Regions from separate parts of the Homo sapiens genome. Here region 1 is linked to region 2. Evidence: read pairs that join two places in POLR2A ChIA-PET (ENCODE). Cell type or tissue: HepG2. All regions are shown on one strand. Links, peaks and the distances in the headings refer to the core of each region. The heading gives the core; the rest is flanking DNA. Region 1 has its middle 37 kb from the start of TOB1-AS1. Region 2 has its middle 11 kb from the start of TOB1.

The links. ChIA-PET counts read pairs that join two places held together with the same protein. Peaks named below come from ENCODE experiments on the same cell type or tissue, not always from the same donor. Only the 100,000 strongest peaks of a DNase experiment are listed, where the experiment ranks them.
Region 1: POLR2A ChIA-PET joins it to region 2 with 33 read pairs; 33 of 35 experiments call an interaction of 5 or more read pairs at or near these places.

The regions. Positions count from the first base shown.
Region 1 is chr17:50,896,947-50,909,459 of GRCh38, forward strand. No RefSeq gene overlaps it. Among named protein-coding and RNA genes, the nearest start is that of TOB1-AS1, 37 kb to the left of the region's middle. RefSeq lists an enhancer at 11,885-12,513 and a silencer at 12,322-12,513. In HepG2, for the core only: a CTCF peak has its summit at 7,752 (motif pointing right); DNase peaks (open chromatin) are centred at 7,448, 8,135 and 8,685; H3K4me3 peaks cover 2,136 bases.
Region 2 is chr17:50,849,085-50,860,840 of GRCh38, forward strand. It overlaps the pseudogene RPL5P33. Among named protein-coding and RNA genes, the nearest start is that of TOB1, 11 kb to the right of the region's middle. In HepG2, for the core only: a CTCF peak has its summit at 3,191 (motif pointing right); DNase peaks (open chromatin) are centred at 3,187, 4,367 and 7,057; H3K4me3 peaks cover 2,614 bases; H3K27me3 peaks cover 839 bases.

The DNA of each region.
Region 1 (12,513 bases), core at 4,437-12,436, 52 kb after region 2:
CACGGGTTCACATCCTTCTCAAAGGGTACTGGGTGTGGTGGCACATTCCTATAATCGCAGCTACTCAGGAGGCTGAGACGGGATGATTGCTTGAGCCCAGGAGTTCGTGCCCAGCTGGGCAACACAGTAAGACCCTGTCTCTTAAAAAAACGTAACTAGGGGACTTATGACCAAATCTTTTCCCTTCCTTCATCTCAACTATGATAAACTTTCTCCAGTCATCTTTCCTCAACTGAACATTTTCTGCATAACTTGGAAAAGTGGTAGATTGTTACCCACAAACAAAGGACTGCTCATCCAGGTAGTATATGGGGTGCACTGATGTCTTGAAGATCTTAACAGAAGGACTCTGATACTGGATGTTCTTTATGTGTAGAAAAGTGCCTTGTTCTACTTAAAGTTCTCATTCACTCAAAAACATTTACAGAGGAGTTAATAATCACAGATAATAACAGTAGCTAACGTTTATTGAGGGCTTAGTATGTGAGAGGCACTGCTCTACCTGCCTTATGAATAGTAACTCATTTAATCCTCAACAACCCTCAGGCAGGAACTATTGTTAAGACAGTCTATAGATGAGCAAACTGAGACAGAGAAGGCAAGTAACTTGCCCAAGGCCACGGAGCCTATGGTATATTGCCTGTCCCTCCATGCACAGGGCTCTCAGCCAGCTTAGGGTAGATGACACAGGCCCCGCCCTCATGGAGCCTAATTGCTCATGTGAGAGAGACATGGAACAAGGAACTTCGGTACTTGGTGCTGGGGACACATACAAGGTGATAAGAGGTATAAGAAAGAAATGTTGGGCCGGGTGTGGTGGCTCACACCTGTAATCCCAGCACTTTGGGAGGCTGAGGAGGGCAGATTTCTTGAGGTCATGAGTTCGAGACCAGCCTGGCCAACATGGTGAAACCCCATCTCTAATAAAAATACAAAAAATTAGCTGGGTATGGTAGCACACACCTGTAGTCCTAGCTACTCAGGAGGCTGAGGCAGGAGAATCGCTTGAACCTGGGAGGCAGAGGTTGCAGTGAGCCGAGATTGCACCACTGCACTCCAGCCTGGGTGACAGAGTGAGACTCCATCTCAAAAAAAAAAAAAAAAAAAAGTTGGACTGCTGGACTGCTAGCTGATGACTTCAGAGGATCAGAGGGGGTGACATTTTAGCTGGATCCTAAAGGATAAGTAGGAGTTCAGTAGGCTGACAAGGGTGGGGTTTGTTGCACAGAGTAACCTTTGCGAAGAGGATAAAACATGTAAAATGTGGAGGTGGAAGAAGAGTAACTTACTTGAAGAACAGTGAGAATTTCTGAGTGATTGGCTCCCAGGGTCCACAGGGGAAGCAGCAGGAAGAAGCCTGGAAAAGCAGGTTGGGCCAAATCATGGAGGGGCTAAAGGAACTGTACATTAGTTGGTGAGAAAGGAAGACTTACTGGAGATATTTAAACAGAGGAGCAGCATGATTACATTTGTGTTATACTTATGAGCAATGGGGAAGATGGACAGGTAGGTGAGAGTTTAAAAAGGAAACCAGAAAATCAATCAAAAGGCAGTTGGAGGCTCACACCTGTAATCCCAACACCTGGGAAGGCCAAGGCAGGAGGATCGCTGGGGTCCAGGAATTTGAGACCAGACTGGGCAACATAGTGAGACCCCATCTCTAAAAAAAAAAAGTTAACCTGGTATGGTGGTGCATGCCTGTGGTCCCAGCTACTCAGGAGGCTGAGATGGGAGGATCGCTTACGCCTGGGAGGTCGAGGTTACAGTGAGCCATGATCACACCAGTGAATTCCAGCCTGGGTGACAGAGCAAGAGCCTATCTCAAAAATAAATAAATAAATAAATAAATAAATAAATAAATAAATAAAAGACAGTTAGAATTAGCTAAGAAACACATAGTCCCCCAAGGAAGGAATTGGTGGGCAAAGTATTTTAAGAAGCAGAATCAATAAAACTCAGTGACCCTAAAGCTTCTCACCTGGGCCTGTGTGAATGGGGAGGACATTAACCTTGGCAGGGAATAAAGGAGGAAGGGCTCATTTGTTCATCTATTTGTTCAACAGACACTTTGTCAGAGCACAGGAACCTGCCTCAGGTACTGGGGCTACAGCGGCGATTCAGACACAGGCCTGCTCTCACAGAGCTCATAGCCTCATGGGCAAGGCAGACAAGTAAACACACTGATTACAAGGCAAAGTAGTGTGTGGGCCGCCCCCTGAGTCAGAGTCTGATGGTGACATCTTGACATCTCACCCTCGCTGGCATGGCCAGCCCTAGAGGCAGCACTGGTTCCTCTGGTCACTCTGCCACCCCCTCACTGAAGAGGTCCACTCTGGCTTCCCCAGGGCACAGGGGAAGAGCCTGATGTGGACATTTGGTGACGGCAGAACTGGAGCCAGGGCACAGCTTCTATGAAGGCAGGGCAGAAACTGGGCCTCCCAGTGGGTGAGCCACGTCAGTGCCCATCTGGGAAATCCAAGAGCCAAATGCTGGTAGAACTGGATAGAAACCCCTAATCAAGGCTGTGGGGGGAACAGAGCCAAGAGTTTATTTTTAATTTATTTTTATTTTTTTAGAGACAGGGTCTCACCCTGTTGCCCAGGTTTAAGCACAGTGGTACAATCGCAGCTCACTGCAGCCTCAAATTCCCAGGCTCAAGCGATCTTCCCACCTCAGCCTCCTAAGTAGCTGGGACTACAGGTGTGCACCACCACACTCAGCTAGTTTTTAAATTTTTTTGTAGAGACAGAGTCTCCCTACGTTGCCCAGGCTGGTCTTGAATTCCTGGGCTCAAGCGATCCTCCCAGCTCCGCCTCCCAGAGTGCTGGGATCAGAGGCATGAGCCACCGTGCTCAACCAAGAACCAAGAGTTTAAAGCTGGGCAGATATGAGACAAGAACAAGCCAGAATATCCAGGGATGATTATCCTAAACCCCAGGGAACTCGCTGTTTTCTCTGATGGCTGGTATGCGCATGGTACTCGGGTTATAGGGGCTGGCAAAGAGGGTCAGAAGTAGCCCTCTAACCAGTGCACTGGTTTCTACATGCTGCAGAGAAGTGGCCCAGTCATCACATCCTTTTCCATCCTCCCAGATAACCCGCATCAGTTCATCTGGGTGTGCTGTGGATTGCAAGGCATGAAGATTGACTATCTGTAATTGTTTCTGCAGGAGGCAAGCTGCAGGAGACGGAGGGAGGTAGAGCGAGGGGCCAAGTACACAGAGAGCAGGGCCTGTGAGGAGAGGATTGTCCCCCACTCTCCCTCTCCAGTTTCCTCTCTTTAGAAAGAAAAAGGAATGGACAGGGTCAGCAGAATCTGGAGGCTGCGTTGAAGCTGCCCGTGCTTCTGAACGAAGCAGCCAGTGCCGCTCGACCATCTGGGACACCGGTGGAATTCAGGGCCCCTCTCAGGACATTCAGGGCATGTGGACAAGGTCAGCCACAGGGTGAGGGAGATGGGTAGAGAAAAAGATAACAGGAAATGAATAAGAAAGGGAGCTGCAAAGAGAAAAAAGAGAGCTGGAGAGGAGTAAAGAGGTGAAGGCCCTGTTTCCTGTCCTTGGATTCTTACAGCTCTGCTCACAGCAGCTTCATTTCACACAGTGGCACCGACAACTGATGTGACCGCTTGGGGAGGCAGTAGTGGCGGGAGAAGGCTGGGTTGGGGACCAACTGGGTATGGCATGAGTTTCTGAACCTGGAGAACCTGAAGCCTGATGATCCCTGATGGGAGATGACAACAGGTGGACTGAGCCACTGAGGGGAGGGAGGCGAGCTGGGAGGGGAGGGGGGGGTTCCACGGCAAGCATGTGAATGAGGACACTGGTGGCTGGAGTCCTGGGAGCACCGCAGTCTCCTTTTGGGGTTGATCGGAGCCCTTGGCAGCTTGGGCAGCAGCCATTCATTGCTGTCTTCATTTTATTAACTTTAATTTGTAACTGGGTTGATCAGCAACTGTTCTTCCTGGAGGGTGTAATTAGGGTTATAAATAAAGTCAAGTGGAGAGTTTGGACAACCAAGGGCTGTGCATTCTGTGCTATACTGAGCCCGGGGCCCCCCACGACACCCTCCCTGGAGGACGCCATTTTCCAGCAATAGGTTTGTTGCCTCATTGACTCAAAGGGAAGGCTGAAGTCGCACAGAACCTCATACTTCATGATTTGGAAGGAGTCAGCGTTGGCAACCTTGATCTTCTAGAAACCAGCCATTTGGGGTATTTCCTGGTGGAGCCTTTTTAATTTAGAGCCCACAGCATTCAATTGATCCCAGATGTCCCAGCTCTTCCTTGAACCATCCAGGTATAGTGCATGCTCCTCCCCACCTACCCCATCCAGGCTGGACCCAAGGTCTCTCAGATCTGACTGCTTCTCTCCACCCCTACTGCCCAGGCTTTAGTTCAAGGACAACTCAGTTTCCCTCTGGATTATTCCTTGGTCCTCCTGGTCTCCCATGGCCCTCTCACTGTCTCCAAAGTAACCATCCTAAAGTACAAATATCTCCTTGTTACAGCACTCCAGGACAACCCCAAACAGCCAGCCCCTCACATCTCTTGCCTTTGCACATGCAGTTTCCTTCTCTTTGAATTTGTGTCTCTCTCTTGCCCTTACACGTCCATCATTGCTTGGTCTGAAATTGGTCCTCTACTCTCTTAAATCCTGTGTGTCAGTGTCATTCTGGATTTGCAGATGCATTTTGGACAGGGATCGTATCTCTGAATTTTTTTTCTCTAAGGTCTATCCCAGATAAGGCCCATATATAGATGTTCTAGGTGATAAGGTTCTAAATGTTCTATGTGATAAAGCTGCTGCTGTATATGTGGCTAAGTGTTGAAACCAACACTCTCCAATAAAACTTTACGTGGCGATGGAAATGTCCCATATCTGCCATGTCCAATATGGTAGCCACTAACAACATGTGGCGATTGAGCATTTCAAATATGACTATTGCAGTGAAGGAACTAAATTCATGGTATTGAATTTTAACTTAAGTAATTTAAATTCAAATAGCCACATCTGGCTAGTGGCTACCATATTGGACAGCACAGGTTTGGCTTAAGCCAACTTGGAATAAGGGTTAGTTAACAAGACTTCCTGCCTGTATCAAATTCAGCACCTCACAGCTATTTTTCAATCTTTGAATAAAATAAATAGCAGTAACAACAATATTTAATCCAGGATTAAATATTGTTTTGATAGCTCAGACTGGGGCAATGTCACAGGCTTATCATCCCAGGCAAACTTTTGATAGTCCAGGGCAATTTCATCTGTTTAAAACATGCTGAGGCTGGCGGTATCTTGCCAGCAAATGCCTTCTAAAGAAGGTGGAACATGGCCGGGTGTGGTGGCTCATGCCTTGTAATCCCAGCACTTTGGGAGGCTGAAGCAGGTGGATCACTTGAGGTCAGGAGTTTGAGACTAGCCTGGCCAACATGGTGAAACCCCATCTCTACTAAAAATGCAAAAATTACCTGGGTATGGTGGTGCATGCCTGTAGTCCCAGCTACTTGGGAGGCTGAGCCAGGAGAATCACTTGAACCTGGGAGCCAGAGGTTGCAGTGCACTGAGATAGCACAGCTGCAACTGCACCCCAGCCTGGGTGATAGAGTGAGGCCCTGTCTCAAAAAAAAAAAAAAAAGAAGAGGAAGAAGGTGGAGCATGATGAACCCAGCTAAGTGAGCTGCTCCAGGCATGAGTAGTGGTATTCCCCAAGCAGGGGAGAATGGTTTCTTAGGTATCCTGAAATGTGAGAGAAATTATATCCCGAGAGTCTTACAGGGAAGATCTGAATTTATCCTAAAAAGGTTATTTATTGGCCCAGCCCTAAAAACTTTAAAACAGGGGTAGAAATAGGACTAGTTCAGCAGATGTGCAGTGCCAGGCTGTTAGGTTTCCTTAACTCTTGCTCCAAGGGTAGATCCTTTCTTCTGCCTGTACTTTCTTGGCAATTAGCAATGTGTCTGAATACAAAAAGAAAGCTTAATCCTTTCTTTCTGGGCAGCTGCATCCTTTGAGTTACGGAAGCCCGGAGCTCTCTGGTGACTGATGGCAAGGTGGAACAATGGGTCAGACAGGGAGGTGAGAGCAGGGGTAGGACACTGACAGCAAAAATACAAAGTTCTCCAGCTCCAGTGCCTACCCCAGTTATCAGCCTGTGCTAATGAAAAGTGACGACTCAGGAAAAGAAACTCTCAGCTGCCTTGGCCTCTAGAAGAAATGGTTTTGATGGGGGTCGGGGAGCAGCAGGCTGGGGAATAGGATGAGGCTGCCAGCATGGCAGTAGCTCTGTTTAAAAACACCCTTGGCCAGGCGCGTGGCTCACGTCTGTAACCCCAGCACTTTGGGAGGCTGAGGTGTGTCAATCACCTGAGGAGTTCGAGACCAGCCTGACCAATATGGTGAAACCCCATCTCTACTAAAAATACAAAAATTAACCGGGCGTGGTGGCATGTACCCGGCACTCAGGAGGCTGAGACAGGAGAATTGCTTGAACCTGGGAGGCAGAGGTTTCAGTGAGCCGAGATCGCATCACTGCACTCCAGCCTAAGCCACAGAGCGAGATTCCGTCTAAAAAACAAACAAACAAAAAAAAAACAAAACAAAAACAAAAACACTCTCACAGGATGGGAAGAGCTAACAAAAGGAAAATAATTATAGCATTTTAGCCAACACTGTATCTGCTTAAACTCACATATAAATAGATCCTTAAGCCCTTCTCTACTCGGCATAGCCACTTTAACCTCATCCATGAGCAGGGACTTTGAGGGGGCAGGAGAATGTTTTCTGGTGAAGCAAAGAACCGCCCCCACAACCAAAGCACCACACAAACTTACGAAAAAAACAAACAACAACAACAACACCAAAAAAACAAACAAACCCTGCTCAGTCCCTGGGGAAGAGAAAAGGCCAGGATATGGAACAGGGAGGGAAGGGCTGCATTCAAAATCCCGTCCTACCCATACATTGTAAAATGGTACAACCACTTTAGGAAACAGTTGGGTGGTTTCTTTAAAAGTGAAACATACACTTACCATGTGACCCAGCAATCCCTCTTCTAGTTACTAATGCGAGAGAAATGAACACATGCATCCACATGATGATTTATATACAAATGTTCATAACTGCTTTACTCATAATAGCTGCCAACTGGAAACAACCCAGATGTCCAAACACAGGTGAATGGCTACACAAACTATAACATATCCATATAATGGAATATATTACTCTGCAATAACAAGGAAAGAACTATGATAGACGCAACAATATGAACGAATCTTGAAATCATTAGGCTGAGGGGGAAAAGTCAGAGGTAAGAGTAGAGTAGAAACTGTATGGTAACGTATACAAAACATGCAAATCTGATCTGTCATGACAGAAAGCAGATTGGTGCTTGCCTGGGGCCAGGGAAGGGGCATGACTGACTCAGAAGGGGCCACAGGGAACCTTTCAGGGTAACGGAAATGTTCTCTACTTTGGTTATTGTGGTAGGTATGCAAACATACAACAGTGCACCTAAAATGGGCACATTTTGTTGTGCGTAAGTTAGACCTCAACAAAGTTGACTTAAGAAATAATTCCTTCCCGAGAGCCTGGCCTACGAGGTGCGGGCAAGCAGAGAGGCCTCCCTCAAGGCACTGGCGATACTGCCAAGCTGGAAAAACGGCTCGCTGGCAGCCTGGAAAAGGCCGTTCTCTGGCTCTTGATCCTTAAAAGGCTGGAATTTCTGGCTGAACAAGAAGGCCTGGGCCCAGTCCCCAGGGGGCAGCTTCTCCTCAGCTCTGGGCAGGGTGCCCGGCCACCCCTCACACAGGTGCTGGCTTGCTGCCCAAACACAGGACCAGGGGGCCTGGGCAGGCCCCCACAGCCCTGCTGGGGGAAGAGGAGGAGACCAGCCCGTAGCCAGCCCAGCCTCAGCCCCAGCAGCCTGTGGCTGGCAGGGCCTCTGCCTACACAGCAAGCTCTCAGAGTGGGGGGATGGGAGCAGCGCCCAGGCACCCACCCAGCTCCCCCAACCCAGAGTGTCACCGGGGACCTTTACCCTGAATGGGGATGGTTTTAACAGCCCCTAGAGAGGGTCAGGGCATCTGTGACAGGACAGGGTCTGAGCCCCGGACTTTCACCTCTCAGCCCAGTGCCCTTTTCCCCGCAGCAGCCTAAGCTCCCAGTGATTCTCTGGGGGAGGGATTTCTGATGGGGCTGGTTCTAAAGAAAAGCTCTCCAGGGCAGGGCCTGTGAAACCCAAGGACTGACTGCTGCGGGGGCTGGATAGCCTTTGGGGACAGAGGAGGGGAGAGGGTGGCAGAACCTAAACAGCTGCGGCCGCTGCTTTGTCCAAGGGCAACCCAGCCTCCCAGGTGTGGCCATCACCTCTGCCTCTGACCTGAGTCTCAGACCAGAGCCAGCTGAGGCCTGGGTGCTCCCTTCAGCCCCTTCTGGTTCTGCAATTCAAGGCCCAGTTAACCCCCTGTGGGGTCATAGAGAAGCTTGCAGAGGGTGAAGCCTGGGACCTGATTCTGCTCACCCTGGACTCTGGCCCAGCCAGTGCCTTCTGGCAACAGGGACCCTCTGGGGTCCCAGGAGCCCTGGAACCTCCTCTGCTCCCTCTGGCTCTGTCTCCTGCCCCACCCCCTTCCCTGTTGCCACCTGCACCTGTTTTTCCAGCCTTGCTCAATCTCTCCAATCCACAGGCTGTTTGTTCCCAGGGGTCGCCTCCCCTTATCTCCCAGGCAGCTGTTGGCCATGGCCTGAAGGTACAGAATTCATTGTTAACTCTTCAGCTTCCCTCACACACTCCACCCCCAAAAACCATAGCAGCAAAGAGCACCAGGGAGGGCCCAGGTTTGGGGTCTGGGGTCTGGCCCTCCCTGCTGTGTGACCTTGCCTCATTGTGTGACCTTGAGCTGGTCACTTACCCGCTACACTTCTGTTTTCTCATTGGTAAAATGAGAGCATTTTACCTTTTTATTACCTCAGCTCTGTACCTCTTCCCCCGCCACACACACACACACTCACAAACTCTTTCTCTCTCTCTGTCTCTCTGTTCTTAAAATGTAGGGCTATCAAGTAACACTCATCCAATAATTATTAATTCAGGAGCTGATTTTTTTTTTCCAGACAGTCTCGCTCTTGTCCCCCAGGCTGGAGTGCAGTGGCTCGATCTTGGCTCACCTCTGCCTCCCAGGTTCAAGCAATTCTCCTGCCTCAGCCTCCCAAGTAGCTGGGATTACAGGCACCTGCCACTACGCCCGGCTAATTTTTGTATTTTTAGTAAAGATGGGGTTTTCCCATGTTGGCCAGGCTGGTCTCAAACTCCTGACCTCGTGATCTGCCTACCTCGGCCTCCCAAAGTGCTGGGATTACAGGCATGAGCCACCATGCCCGGCCAGGAGCTGATTTTGTATGAAGCAAAACTAATCAGAGCTTCTGAGCAGCATGTCCTGGTTTTGTTTCATACAAAACAGAATCCTGAATGAGTAATTACTGAATAAATGTACATTTATCATGTCCCTCATAATTCCAGCAATGAAACTTGACATTTTAGTTAAGCCAGTGTACCCTTCTCACAGATAAATATTCTATTTTCTGTTAGGATTTTATAAAGATAAAAAACAGCAACAGGTCTCTTTCTCCCTGCTCTTTTCTGATCTGGGGTGGGGTGTGGGGAGCCAGGAACAGGTGATCTTCCAGACCCCTTGTATTGCTGGGTTAGGAGGCCCACGTGTGTTCCATTGGCGAATACACTAGTCAATCATTAGGCCCATCATCAGTCCCACCTACCAATGCCTGGCCCCCATCAAAGACCAGTACAGAATAGAGAAGGGCCAGCAGGACCGGGGCAGAAAACCCTGCTCCCATCACAAACCCTTCTGCCTCTGCCCGCCCAGCCCACAATGAACACCAGAATTCAGAGCTACTGCCAGTGGAAATGGGAAGGGACCACCTCTGTGAGCACTTTAGGATTTCTCCAAGGGATGAGAAAGACTGGTTAAGAGTTCAGGGGGGCACAGTGGCTCACACCTGCAATCCCAGCACTTTGGGAGGCCGAGGCAGGAGGATCACCTGAGGCCAGGAGTTTGAGACCAGCCTGGTCAACATGGTGAAACCCCGTCTCTACTAAAAATACAAAAATTAGCCAGGCATGGTGGCAGGCACCTGTAATCCCAGCTACTGGGGAGGCTGAGGCAGGAGAATAGCTGGAACCTGGGAGGCAGAGGCTGCAGTGAGCCAAGATTGCGCCACTGCACTCCAGCCTGGGCAACAGAGTGAGACTCTGTCTCAAAAAACAAAAAAAAAAAAAAAAAGGCTGGGCACAGTGGCTCACGCCTGTTATCCCTGCGCTTTGGGAGGCTGAGGCGGGTGGACCATGAGGTCAAGAGATCAAGACCATCCTGGCCAACGTGGTGAAACCCTGTCTCTACTAAAAAAAAAAAAAAAAAAAAAAACTCTACTAAAAAACAAAAACAAAATACAAAAAAATTAGCTGGGCATGGTGGCATGCGCCTGTAGTCCCAGTTAGTCAGGAGGCTGAGGCAGGAGAATCACTTGAACCCGGGAGGCGGAGGTTGCAGTGAGCCGAGATTGCACCACTGCACTCTAACCTGGGGCGAGACTCTGTCTCAAAAAAGAAAAAAAAATCCATTCCCTACTGGACAGTCTACCATGATGTCTTAGAGGTGCCTCAAATTCAATTTGTTTAAACCAACCCATTGTTCTCCCTCTGGGGATGGGAGGGATGCCCCTCTGGCTGAAACCCCAACCTATACATCTGACCGTCAATCACCCAGGCTCTGCCTTCTGACCCTTAACTCCCCTCAGCCCCTGTCAGGACTTCTAGGCCAGAGCTCCAGTTCCTAATGGTGTTTTCTCCTTCACCTCCCTCAGCCCAGTCCTCACCAGGGCCCTCATGGCTCATGGTGGGGGCCTCCCATCTTCCCACCCATCACCACACTGGAGCCAGGGGGCTTTTTCACATCACCTGTGATTGATCATCCGTAGCCTTGATCAAAACCTTCAGTGACTTCATGCAAGGACACAACATGTATGCGAGACAATGGGGAGAAAAACAGGGAGTAACTAAAGTTCTTGGGGGAAAGGTGGTGAACCACTAATCACTCCAGACCTTTAATTTCACAAATGAGAGATATGAGACTCAGAGACACAGAGTACCCAGCTCAAGGTCACCCAGCAAGGCAGAGGGAGATGGTGTATTTGGGGGACAGTGACGCTCTGTCCCACCTGGCATGCTGTCCACCCCCCATGTCCTCACTGGGCACTGTACTCCAGCCACATGGAGCTTCTGTGTGCCCTAAACTTGAACAGCTCTTTCACTCTACTTCCTTCCTCATGTAGGCATGTCCTTCCTCTCCTCCCCACATCCACAGTCCTAGCCACCCGCCCAGGCCCAGCTCAAGTGCTGCCTCCTCCAGGAAGGCTTCCCTGAATGCCTATGCTGACCTCCTCTGCATGCCTTCCCTCCCATCACTCAGCATTCTCAGGTTTGGTTAGAATCATTCTTGGGCATGTCCTCCAGACAGGGTGGGACTTGTCTTACTCACCTTCATATCTTCAAGAGCACCCTGCACAGTGCCTGGCCTGTCACAGGTGCTCGACAGGTATTTCTGGAAGGAATTATCATTACATTTATATTGTCATTATGCATGTCTGGCATTGACAGTTGAGTCAGCCACTGTGCTCAGTGTACGAGTCAGAAGACATGCGTCTTCAAAACAGTCCCAACGATTAGCCCCATTTCACAGATGAGGAAACTCAGGCTCAAAGGAAATTGATTGCTTGCCCTGGGTCCCACTGCTGGAAGGAGGCAGAGTTGAAACTTGACCCCAAGTGCGGCTGATTCTAAAGCCTGTGACTCTTTGTTTTTGTTTTTGTTTTAAAGACGGAGTCTTGCTGTGTTGCCCAGGCTGGAGTGCAGTGGCATGATCTCTGTTCACTTCAACCTCCGCCTCCTGAGTTCAAGCGATTCTCCTGCCTCAGCTTCCCAAGCAGCTGGACTACAGGTATGTGCCACCATGCCCGGCTAATTTTTATAATTTTAGTAGAGACGGAGCTTCACCATGTTGGCCAGGCTGGTCTCAAACTCCTGACCTCAGGTGATCTGCCTGCCTCTGCCTCCCAAAGTACTGGGATTACATGTGTGAGCCATAGCATCTGGCCCAGCCAAGCCTATAACTCTTAATCTCTGTGTTCTCTCTGCAGCAGGGATGACGGCGCTCCTGGAGGCTGGCTGGGAAGCTGGTCAGGGTCCCAGGACTCTGACACCCCCAATGGCCCTTGTAGCCTTGGGGAGTCCTGTGATCCAAGGCTGGAGGACTGAGTCCCCTCCAGGTCTCATAGCAGACGAATAGCAGCTTCACCCAGGCCTGTTTTGTCGTGGCCCCATTCAGAGGCCGCCCTCCTCTGTGGTTTAGAGCATGCCCTGGAATCCCTAGCACAACCAGGTGACGAGAGTTCCCCGCTGGCCCCCTGCCGCGGGAACACAAAGTACCTTTGCACATAACCT
Region 2 (11,756 bases), core at 1-8,000:
TGGGGACACAGATGCCAACCATATCACCAGTCCATGAGAAGAAGCCCGAGAAAGAAGCTAAAAAGAGGAGATAGAACCGTCCCCAAATGTCCCTTGCCCAGAAGAAAGATTGGGTAGCTCAAAAGAAGGCAAGCTTGTTTTCTCTGAGCCCTCTCTTACAAGAGCAGAGGAGCAGACTGCTGAGGGCTAAACCAAACAACAATTTTCTTTCTTTCTTTTTTTTTTTTTTGAGATAGAGTCTTGTTCTGTCACCCAGGCTAGAGTTCAGTGGTGCGATCTTGGCTCAGGGCAACCTCCACCTCCCGGGTTCAAGCAATTCTCCTGCCTCAGCCTCCCCAGTAGCTGGGATTACAGGCAAACCCCACCACACCAGGCTAATTTTTGTATTTTTAGTAGAGACAGGGTTTCACCATGTTGGCCAGACTGGTCTTGAATGCCTGGCCTCAGTTGATCCGCCTGCCTTAGCCTCCCAAAGTGCTGAAATTACAGGCGTGGGACACCACGCCCGGCCCCAGACAACAATTTTCTATGAGGATTTTTCAGATAAAGACAATCAACATATTAAGCAATAAATAAATAGATAAGTAAATAAGGGGCCAGATATTTTAGGCCGCAAGGTCCCCAAATCTCCTTGCTATCCAGGGTGGGCCGGCAGTGAGAAAAGGTCACAGTCATGGCAGAGCATAGGTTCAAATACTGGCTTTGTGACTTTGAGTAGTTAACTTCTCTGTGCCTTAGTATTATCATCTATACAACAGAATAATAATGGTAGCCATAGTGCCTCTCCAGGGTAGTTGGTCCTGGGCCTCATTGCTTCAGTTTGTTGGGGATAATTGCTGTTGCACGTCCCTGCCAATGATTGGAGCAAGAACCAGGAGGGGAGAACAGGCCCCTCTCCCAGAGCAAAGTGAGAACAGATGCAGTCTCCTTTGCTGATAAGGAAAGAGTCCAGGAGGAGGGTAGCTGGAGAAGAGAGGGGGAGAGCAGGAGGGCAGGAATGAGAGGAAAAAGAAGAGGGATGGGGAGATGCATACACACATACGCACACACTCGGGGTTGTGCAGTTGGAGGCCCAGGAAGAAAAGATAAAGTGTAGTAATTTGGTTAGAGATGAGGAACCTCTGAGACCTCCATGGAGGCCCTAAGAATATTTCTGAACCCTTCATTCCCAGCTCCAACACCTCGGGGCACAGAACTAAGCTCTCAATGACCCCTTATTTCAAGTGCCACTCTCCATCTCAATGTACCACAAGGGGCAACAGAATAAAAGGGGAAACAGCCTTAGGACCCTGGTATGATCAATAACAGACTCAAAGCAATCCTCACAATCATTACAACCAGCAATTTTACCCTGTGACCCTAATAAGCGCTGAAGCTGGTGTTTATGGATGACTAGAACACAGCTTTAGTGAGACTTACACGGATGGTAACCCATCCCTGTCCCAGACCTCATAGAAGGTGGGCACCCTTTACCAATTAGATGCCCTTTTGGTAGGGTTAATAATTTCCATTACTAATAGCTTACAGCACTTAATATGTGTTCAACATGCATTATCTCATTAAATATTTACAACCCTGTGATGTGTATATTTTTCACCTCCATTTAATAACCTGTCCATTTCAGAGATAATGAAACTGAGGCTCAGGGAGATTGAATAATTTTCCCAAAGTCCCTGGCCAAGCAGGGAACCAAACCTAGGCGTGTCTATATGACTCCAAAGGCCACGTACTTAACCGCATGTGTGATATTTTCCACCACAGATTCAAGAACAGTCAAGTCTGGTTTCGTCTCATTTTTGTGTCCTCCCTTCTCCCTGCTAATATACCAGGAAGTTTTACTTCCTAGGATTCTCATGAAAAGGCACGTTTATAGCCAGCTGACCTCCCCTAAATAGGCTGAGCACATGCCCTTGAGGCTAAGCCGTGCGGGGAGAGGTGGAGGATTTGAGCCCTCTCTCACCACAGAGTAAAGAGAGTGCAGGTTATTCTATGTAGGGAAGAGGATTATGCTGAATGCTTTATTTATCTTACATGCTCATCACACCAACCCTAACAAGTAGAATTTGGAACCCTTTTACAGTTAGGAAATCTGAGGTGGAATCGTTTTAACAGTGCACTGCTATTTAAGGTTGAGTTTGAGATTTGATTCAAAGTCTGACCCCAGGCCAGGCGTGGTGGCTCACACCTGTAATCCCAGCATTTTGGGAGGCCGAGGCAGCGGATCACCTGAGGTCTGAAGTTTGAGACCAGCCTGGCCAATATGGTGAAACCCCGTCTCTACTAAAAATACAAAAAAATTAGCCGGGCTTGGGGCTGGGCACCTGTAATCCCAGCTACTCAGGAGGCTGAGGTAGGAGAATCCCTTCAACTCAGGAAGCAGAGGTTGCAGTGAGCCGATATTGCGCCACTGCACTCCGGCCTGGGTGATAGAGCAAGACTCTGTCTCAGAAAAAAAAAAAAAAGGAAAAAAAAAAGTCTGACCCCAAAGCCCACGTTCTTTCTCATAGAGGATCACGAGGAGTAATGTTATTTGGAGGCTGAATGAAGCCCCCTACACCACTCTAGAGCATTCTTACATCTGCAGGGGAAATTGTGGGGCCTAAACATGTGTCCCCGCTGGTCAAGTGAGTGTGAGACAAGGATCAGACGCTGGTGTCTTCTGTGCCAAAGCAGGATCCACACTCTGTACAGAATAGTGATGCTCTCTGAACAGTCCCAGGTCACATGAAGGAGTTTGGCCAGCTTGTGGTGGTATTTTCAGTGGATGACAGAGTGCTCAGCCACCAAGAGAACTTAGGGAAGCCTGGGGAAGGGCATTGCCCGGGGAAGTGACCCAGGCGAAAAGTTATTTGGGAATGTTAATTTCTGGCTGAAATTTATACAAAGCTTTCCCTTCAAAGCCTCATTCTTTGATTTATGTTCAAACCGGAAGATATTACAAGCACCCAAAAAGCCAAACTGGAAAAGGAAACTGCAGAGCTCCACAGACTTGTTGCCTTGGCCAGGGGTAGGGTGTGGCGATGGGAGTGGCAACTGGGAGTGACCTGGGGGTGTCTGAGTTTGTGCAATGAACACGCACTTTCCACCAACACCAACTTCTGGAGGGGTAGTACCTGCTGTGAGCCCTGACATCACAAAACCAAAAGAGGCTTTGTCACTAAAGGTAGGAAAACAAATGAGATGACCCCTAGAGGGAGCTTCTAGCCTGAGGAAGTTTCTAGATTAAGCATGAAACTGAAACTGTCTTAAAAGGAAGGAATTCGACATCCCTCTGACACAGCCTGACGCCCCTCTCAGTCCCACCTTTTCTTTCCTTGGACTTCTTACTGGTCCTCCCCATCTCACTCCTGGGTTTGATGAATAAAGAAGTTTTAAACTATTTCTCTTTCATAATGTTTCTGTACAAAGCTTGAAACAGTGAAAAAATAAGTTAAAATGTTCAAATTCAAAGGCAGGTTCTCCCAGGAGAGATGGGCTGGCAGCAGAGCTTCTATTTCTGATTTCCTCTGCCTTTTTCCCCAAGGGTTAGCAGCACACATTCTTCCTACTGTGGCTACATCTGATGAAGAACACACACACACACACACACACACACACACACACACACACACCAGGACCAAGGTTTTCCTCTCAACTGCCTGTTCCTCCACTGGAGCTGGGAATTTGAGGGAGCCCAGGCTTCCCCGGGTGCTTCCAGTGGACATTGTACCCATTCTTCATAGCTGGATATCTCCCCCCAGATCTAGCATCCCTAAGATAGGCACAGTCTCACCCTTTTTTGTTCATACCCCTACATTTTCCTGTGTATTATGATTATTTGGGCGTGTGTGTTATCGTTTGCTAGAATGTAAGCTCCTTTAGAGGTTCCGAAGGATTGTATATATCACTGCCAGTTCCTAACGCAGGAGATGCTTAATAAATGTGTTGAGTGGATGAATACAGGAGCTGTTTTTAATCATATCTCACCTTGTTTGAGAAAGAATTTAGGGACAAGAATGGAATCTGAGCCCAGGGCAGCCACTTGAGTCAACATCACCCTTTTGCTATCACAAGTACTAGTAAAGCTCAGGACCCAAGACTTCAGTATGTGAAGTGCCTATAGTTGCTTCTCAACAAATCTAATCATCCAGAGAGCAGTCGCAATGTAAGTAAGTAAAGCTAGCACGTAGCCCTCAAACTCATATCTTACTCCATTGTGTTTTTGCAACCGATTTCCCTTTCCTAATTGTGCCTGGCAAAGGCTGATAGCAAAATAAGTTTGGGATTGCTGAGCAAACAATCACAAGTGAGGTTTGCAGGAGAGGGGGACTGGGCACAAAGTGCAGCTTAGATGACTTCTAAATAATCAGGTGGGGCTCTTTTTATAAAATCGACCGGTTGAGGTCAACCAAGGGAGCAGGATAGTGTAATGGTTAAGGATCATGGACTTTGGAAACAGAATCCCACAGTTCAAATCCTAGCTCCGCTGGCTGTGACTGTTGCAAGCTCTCTGCCTCCACTTATATATCTGTAAATGGGAGAAACAGTACAACCTTCAGAGGGTTGTTATGAAGTTGAACTGAATTTAAATGGGGCAGTATCTAGCACATAGTAAATTCATATAAGGGTTGCCATTATTACTACTGAGCTTTTGGGGTTGGTCATTCCCTCTGGATTCCATAAGACTTTGTGATAGTATAAAAATCATCCTTCAAATAGGCAGTGCTTTACGTAGGAGCAGTTCCCCATCCTCCTTGAAAATCTGGGAAAAAAACACGCGCACAATCTTTGGGAAATGGCGGTGTCAGAACTTCTGCAAAGCCTCCTTCCGAGGAAACTGATCTCCAGGGCAAGTTGTCAGGCAGTGTATGCATAAGCTCTCTCCTTTACTGTCCTTTCCACCTTTCCCAGGCCCTGGAAGCAAAGGCAGATAGAAGACATAACACCCTGGTCCCTTGCCGGCTGCCAGACCCTTCTCCTTTGGCAGATGCTCCTGGGGAGATAAGCTCTCACCTCCATCTCTCTATTCCTTTTACACAGAACCCAAAAAGTTCTTTGAACTTTAGTGGTTCAGAAAATAAACAAGAATCTTCTTTCTAAGTTACCAAAAAAAAGTTTCCTTCCTTTCTTCCAGCCTTTTTCAAGATTCACAAAGAAGAATTTCCCCAGGTAAAAATCTTTTATAGCTGTGTGAAAACTGTTTGTTCTCAAAGTCTTTAGTTAAAGAGCCTCTGGTGACACCTTAGTTTCTAGAAAGGTTGACTGCAAAGATTGCAGCTATCTTAAACCTTGTATTAAAATGGTTTAAGAGATTCCTATCATGTTTTCTGGAAATAAAAAGAAATTAGAATAAAGTAAGTCACCAGGGCTCCACAAAACTTTAGAATGGCAGGTAGTTTGCAAAACTAGGAGAGTTCTTTTTGGGAAAAGAGATTTGAGGGCAGTAGGCAGATCTGGATAATCAGAGTGAAGAAAGAATAGGCATTGTCATTACAAAACAAAACAAAATTCAACCTTCATCCTTACTAAAAATGCATCGATGGGGCCGAGCGCAGTGGCTCACGCCTGTAATCCCAGCATTTTGGGAGGCCAAGGCGGGCAGATCACGAGGTCAGGAGTTCGAGACCAGCTTAACCAATATGGTGAAACCCCGTCTCTACTAAAAATACAAAAATTAGCAGGGCGTGGTGGCACGTGCCTGTAATCTCAGCTACTCAGGAGTATGAGGCAGGAGAATTGCTGGAACCCGGGAGGCGGAAGTTGCAGTGAACCGAGATTGCGCCACTGCACTCCAGCCTGGGTGACAGAGTGAGACTCCGTTCCCCCTCCAAAAAAAAAAAAAAAGGAAAAAGAAATGCATTGATGGCTAGTGGAGGGGTGGCAAGGGAAAGCCATCTGAAAGGAATACCTGCATTTAGTGCAAAACAGAAAAAGATGTTCCTATGCCTGGAAACTACTGAACCTGTGTCACAAGGTGTCTGGATACTGTACTAAAGTGTACAATATTTGCAGGGTAGGATGATTCCATTTCTTTCTTTTTCTTTTTTTTTTTTTGAGATGGAGTCTTCCTCTGTCGCTCAGGCTGGAGTGCAGTGGTGCGATCTCGGCTCACTGCGACCCGCCTCCTGGATTCCAGTGATTCTCCTGCCTCATCCTCCCCAGTACCTGAGATTACAGGCACGTGCTGCCATGCCCTGCTAATTTTTGTATTTTCAGTAGAGACGGGGTTTCACCTATTGGTCAGGCTGGTCTCAAACTCCTGACTTCATGATCCGCCTGCCTCAGCCTCCCAAAGTGCTGGGATTACAGGCATGAGCCACCACACCCGGCCAGTAATTCCATTTCTTAAATCATACTGATATGATACTGATAGCATTCCTTTCTATCAATATACAGAAGTCATTTACTTATACTCACCATTTGCTAGAAAACAAGCTAGACTGATGCCACGTCCATTCTTGACACTCTTTCTTTCTGGCCTAAAGGAAGCACAAAATCGTTTTAAGTCAGTCTTCACACTCCAAAAGAGTGTGCAACATAATTTTCCAGCTTTCTCACTAGCACTAAGAAAGAGGAAAAAAAGACCTCAAAAGCTATAGAAGGGCATGTGGAGAATCAGAGTTTAAAAATAGCTGCAACCTGATGGCCAGGAAGGAAGTTTATGTTTAACATTCAGTGCAAAAAACAAAACAAAACAAAACAAAACAAACCCCACATGAAATCAATGTCTAGCTCATTTTGTCAATGTGGTTTTTCCACAATTATTTTTGAAACACTTGAAAAGTGTATAGGCAGAAGGGATGCGACCTACGGTATATGCCAAAGTTTGTCTAAAAATATTTTACACCTGTTCTCTGTACTGCACACTGGTCATATTTTATCAGTGAAGTAAGTACTCATAATGCCAGACGGAATGTGTTTTTCCTTCCAAGTCCTCTATGTTTTTCCCTTTGGTAAAGCGAACCTCCTCTTCTTTTCTACCTGCACTAAAATAAAGCTAGCACCATTATCCATGTGACGTATCCACCACCAAGCTACATTTTAACTACTATTCCTCAGGCAATATTGTTTAAATAAGAACAACTATGTCAATATTTTTCACAACAGCAAGGACATTTTAACTTAGCAAACACTTATGGCTGCTCCCAAAAGGAAATGTCAACTAGTATACTGAGTTTTAATCAACTTGCCAACTGTATGAAAAAGAATGCACTAGTTGCCTTCAGTGCTTCAAAACTAGAAATACAAACTCCGTGATACTTATTCTTATGAAAATAATTATACTTATTTTATGAAACATGAGCTTTTAGAATATTACTGTAGAATTTCAATTTTCTGTTGACGCAAATAACTGACAGCAACATGTTCACATAAGGCAGTTATAATCTTCATTTACTTTCCTCATTTTAAAGGGCAGCGAACATGGCTAGAATTCTGGACTTTATGGCTTCTAAATACTGTGAGCCCCTATGGACACATGTTCTATTAGTTGACTGACAACTCTTAATAGCAAATGATTAGTTCTCATAGCTCCTCAGGGAAGCATATTGGTATCACTGTACTCATTTTGCAGATGAATAAACTGAGCCATCTGAATCAAATGACTTCATACAATTCAGCAAGGAATTTAGACCTGTAGTTTCAGTTAGCCACTAGACAACTAGACAGGGACTGCCTGTTGATTAAATGTTTTCGTCTAAGGTTTGCCTAATTGTGAGATGATCTCAAAGTTCTCACTAACAGACTATATATACAAACCAAGTCCTCTAAGACATAAAATCTTAAAACTTCAAATACTGAGAAATGGTTAATGTAGGTTTTACTATTAATACTTACGAGTCAAATTCCATTAATAAGACTTTCAGCCCAATCTAAACCACCTAAAGCTCAACTAAGGGGTCAGCAATATTTGCTTCAATCAAATGCCAACTAACCCAACAATGTAAACAGTATTTAGTATAACAGGATTTAATCCACATAGAAACTACAGAAATTCTCCTGAGCCTTTTTTTTTTTTTTTTTTGAGATGGAGTCTTGCTCTGTCGCCCAGGCTAGAGTGCAGTGCCTGGTTCACACCATTCTCCTGCCTCAGCCTCCCGAGTAGCTGGGACTACAGGCGCCCGCCACCACACCCGGCTAATTTTTTGTATTTTTAGTAGAGACGGGGTTTCACTGTATTAGCCAGGATGGTCTCGATCTCCTGACCTCGTGATCCGCCCACCTCGGCCTCCCAAAGTGCTGGGATTACAGGCGTGAGCCACCGCGCCCGGCCTTGGCCTTTCTTTAGAGTGTTTATCAATAAGCACAGACAAGGAATGGTTGTGAAAATAGCAACAGGAGGTTAACGGTTACAACTTTACTTGTAACCGACCACTAAATGTAGTCAGGGAATCATCCAGTAGTTCTGAAAAGAGATGTAATTTATATGACTGAATTATGAAAACCAAAAAAACTAGAGCATTGCTAGGTGTGGTGGCTCACGCCTGTAATCCCAGTACTTTGGGAGGCCGAGGTGGGCAGATGACCTGAGGTCAGGAGTTCGAGACCAGCCTGGCCAATATAGTGAAACCCTGTCTCTACTAAAAATACAAAAATTAGCTGGGTGTGGTGGTGTGCACCTGTAATCCCAGCTACTCAGGAGGCTGAGACAGGAGAATCGCTTGAACCTGGGAGATGGAGGTTGCATGGGAGGTAGAGGTTGCAGTAAGCCAAGATTGTGCAACTGCACTCCAGCCTGGGCAACAGAGCAAGACTCCATCTCAAAAAAAAAAAAAAAAAAAAAAAAAAAAAAAAAACAAAAAACTAGAGCAATGATATAACAATGATTTCTAAAAACATTTCCTTATTGCCTATGAGTTCAGTTTATGACCAATAGAAATATAAAGTCTCACTCAAAATATCATCATGGCATATTCTGAGCATGGTTAATAGCCTTCCACTAGACCCCTCTCATTAACACTTTTGTAAAGATTCTGCAAATTACGTAGCTAATACATCGAAAATGGTGTTATTACCCTGACTTCAAATCAGAATAGCAACTAATCTGAGGGAGCAAAGCATAGTGCTTAAGAGCGTGAACTCTGGAACCACTACCTGCATTTGAATCGCTAGTCTGCCATGTATTGGCCATGCAATCTTGGGTCAGTGAAGCTTTCTGTGCCTCAGTCCCATCCCCCTCCCCCTGACCCAGTCTATAAACTGGGTTAGAACTACACTTGACACATAGTAAGTGCTATATGTTTATTTCCTGATTTAAAAGATTTTTAAAAATGGCTCCAACTACATGTTTACATAAGCCACTCAAAAATGGTTTCAAACTGGGCATGCAATTGGAAAATGTGCTAATTTTCCAATTGTATGCCCACAGATAATTGATCCTAAATCATTTAAACTACAAGATATAATCTTCCTAATATACCACAAAAACTAAAGCACTCTGATCTCAAATGACCTCCTGGGCCAAACTGATTAAGCGTCAATTGATTGGTATACTAAACAATGCAATGGGTTTTATTCAGCAGTGACCATTTTACATACTTGTCTTCTGTTTTTCTTGTATCTGTTTTTGCACTAGAGTTGTCACCCAGCATCTGACAAAAGCATGCATTTCCAGTCAAGCAAGGGTACGTATCTGATGTAGCATGCCTATGCCATTTTCTGTTTGTGTACCGAAAGGATATAAAGGAAGGTCTACCAACCGGCATTTTACTTCATTAGCTTAAGTATGTCCAATGAGACATACTTTGTTTCTTTCTGTGTCACAGTGACTTATTTTAAAATAATCGAAGTCCTGAAGATTTATTAAGTCTCTCAATTAAAATGCCAGACATGTATATGGGAACGAAATTTACACCCGATTGGAAAAACATTATTTTATTTTATTTTTTTGAGACTGAGTTTCGCTCTTCTCACCCAGGTTGGAAGGCAGTGGCACAATCTTGGCTCACTGCAACCTCCGCCTCCGGGTTCATGTGATTCTCCTGCCTCACCCTCCCAGCCTGTAGCTGGGACTACAGGTGCATGCCATCACACCTGGCTAATTTTGTGTTTTTAGTAGAGATGGGTTTCGCCATGTTGGCCAGGCTGGTCTCAAACTCCTGACCTCAAGTGATCCACCTGTCTCGGCCTCCCAAAGTGCTGGGATTACAGGTATGAGCCACAGCACCTGCCCTGGAAAAATATTTTAAACTCAGAGTACCTTTAGTTTCACCTTCAAAAGCTAAGTTAACTAATCACAGCATATATTGTTATCTTTAAGGAGGCATTTTGAAGAAGGCCTATATTTACATTTGCCATCTATTATAGGCGAAAAGGACATTTCACAATGTACCTGATTTCAGAAACGACAAGGCAGGGCAGAAAACGAATATACTAAACTTAGAAAGCCATTTTTTGGTATAATATTCCTTACTCATCCATGAGCTATGAAATCTGTAAGGCAACATTTTGGACACTCAGGGTATTCAGAGGCTGCTACAGTATCTGTAGTTATAGGAGTCAAAAAGATGGGAAAGGCCTGTGAAAATAACGAATTCATCAAATTGTCAACCGAAATGGTCTCCCCACAGAGAGTCAAAAGTGTGATGGCACCTTGGGGAGAAAATGACTTGGAACTAAGATGTAACCTTTTCTCAGATGTGCTAGGCAAAAGCACCTTTTAAAAAATTCCCATTCCTAATGAACAAAAAGGGCATGTAAACAGGGCCTTTGTTCATTTTTTAAAAAATTATGAAGTCCTCGCTGGATGCGTTGGCTCGCACCTGTAATCCCAGCATTTTGGGAGGCCAAAGCGGGAGGATCATGAGATCAGGCGATCGAGACCATTCTGGCCAACCCCGTCTCGTCTCTACTAAAACTATAAAAATTAGCTGGGCGTGGTGGCGCGCGTCTGTAGTCCCAGCTACTTGGGAGGTTGAGGCAGGAGAATCACTTGAACCCGACAGGCGGAGGTTGCAGGGAGCCAAGATTTCACCACTGCACTCCAGCCTGGCAACAGAGCGAGACTCTGTCTAAAAAAAAAAAAAGATGAAGTTCTCAAGGACACCAAGCTCAAGTTTTAATAAAACCAATCAAGATCACATTTTGAGTTAGTCATTCTCCGATGTCAAACATATGTACCAAGATGAAATTTCCCTAAGATTTTTGTCGATACATATATCCTTAAGATCTGAAACAGATATTCAGGCTTATGTTAACCTCAGTATTTAAAATCTGAATATATTAGTGCTTGGCTGGGTGTGGTGGCTCACGCCTGTAATCTCAGCATTTTGGGAGGCCAATGCGGGCGGATCACCTTAGTTCAGGAGTTTGAGACCAGCCCAGGCAACGTGGCGAAACCCTGCCTCTACAAAAAATACAAAAATTAGCAGGGAACGGTGGCACGCAGCTATAATCCCAGCTATTCAGGAGAGTGAGACAGGAGAATCGCTTTAGTGGAGGTTGCAGTAAGCCAAGATGGCCCCTTTGCACTCCAGCCTGGGTGACAGAGTGAGACCTTGTCTCAAAATAAAATGAATATATTAGTGCTCCAGACAGTTTCAAATTCTATTGTTGACCAGGCGCAATGGCTCATGCCTGTAATCAGAGCACTTTGGGAAGCCAAGGCAGGCAGCTCATTTGAGGCCAGGAGTTCGAGACCAGCCTGGTCAACATGGTGAAACCCCGTCTCTACTAAAAATACAAAAATTAGCCAACATGGTGGCGGGCGCCTGTAGTCTCAGCTACTCGGGAAGTTGAGGCAGGAGAATCACTTGAACCTGGGAGGTGGAAGGTTGCAG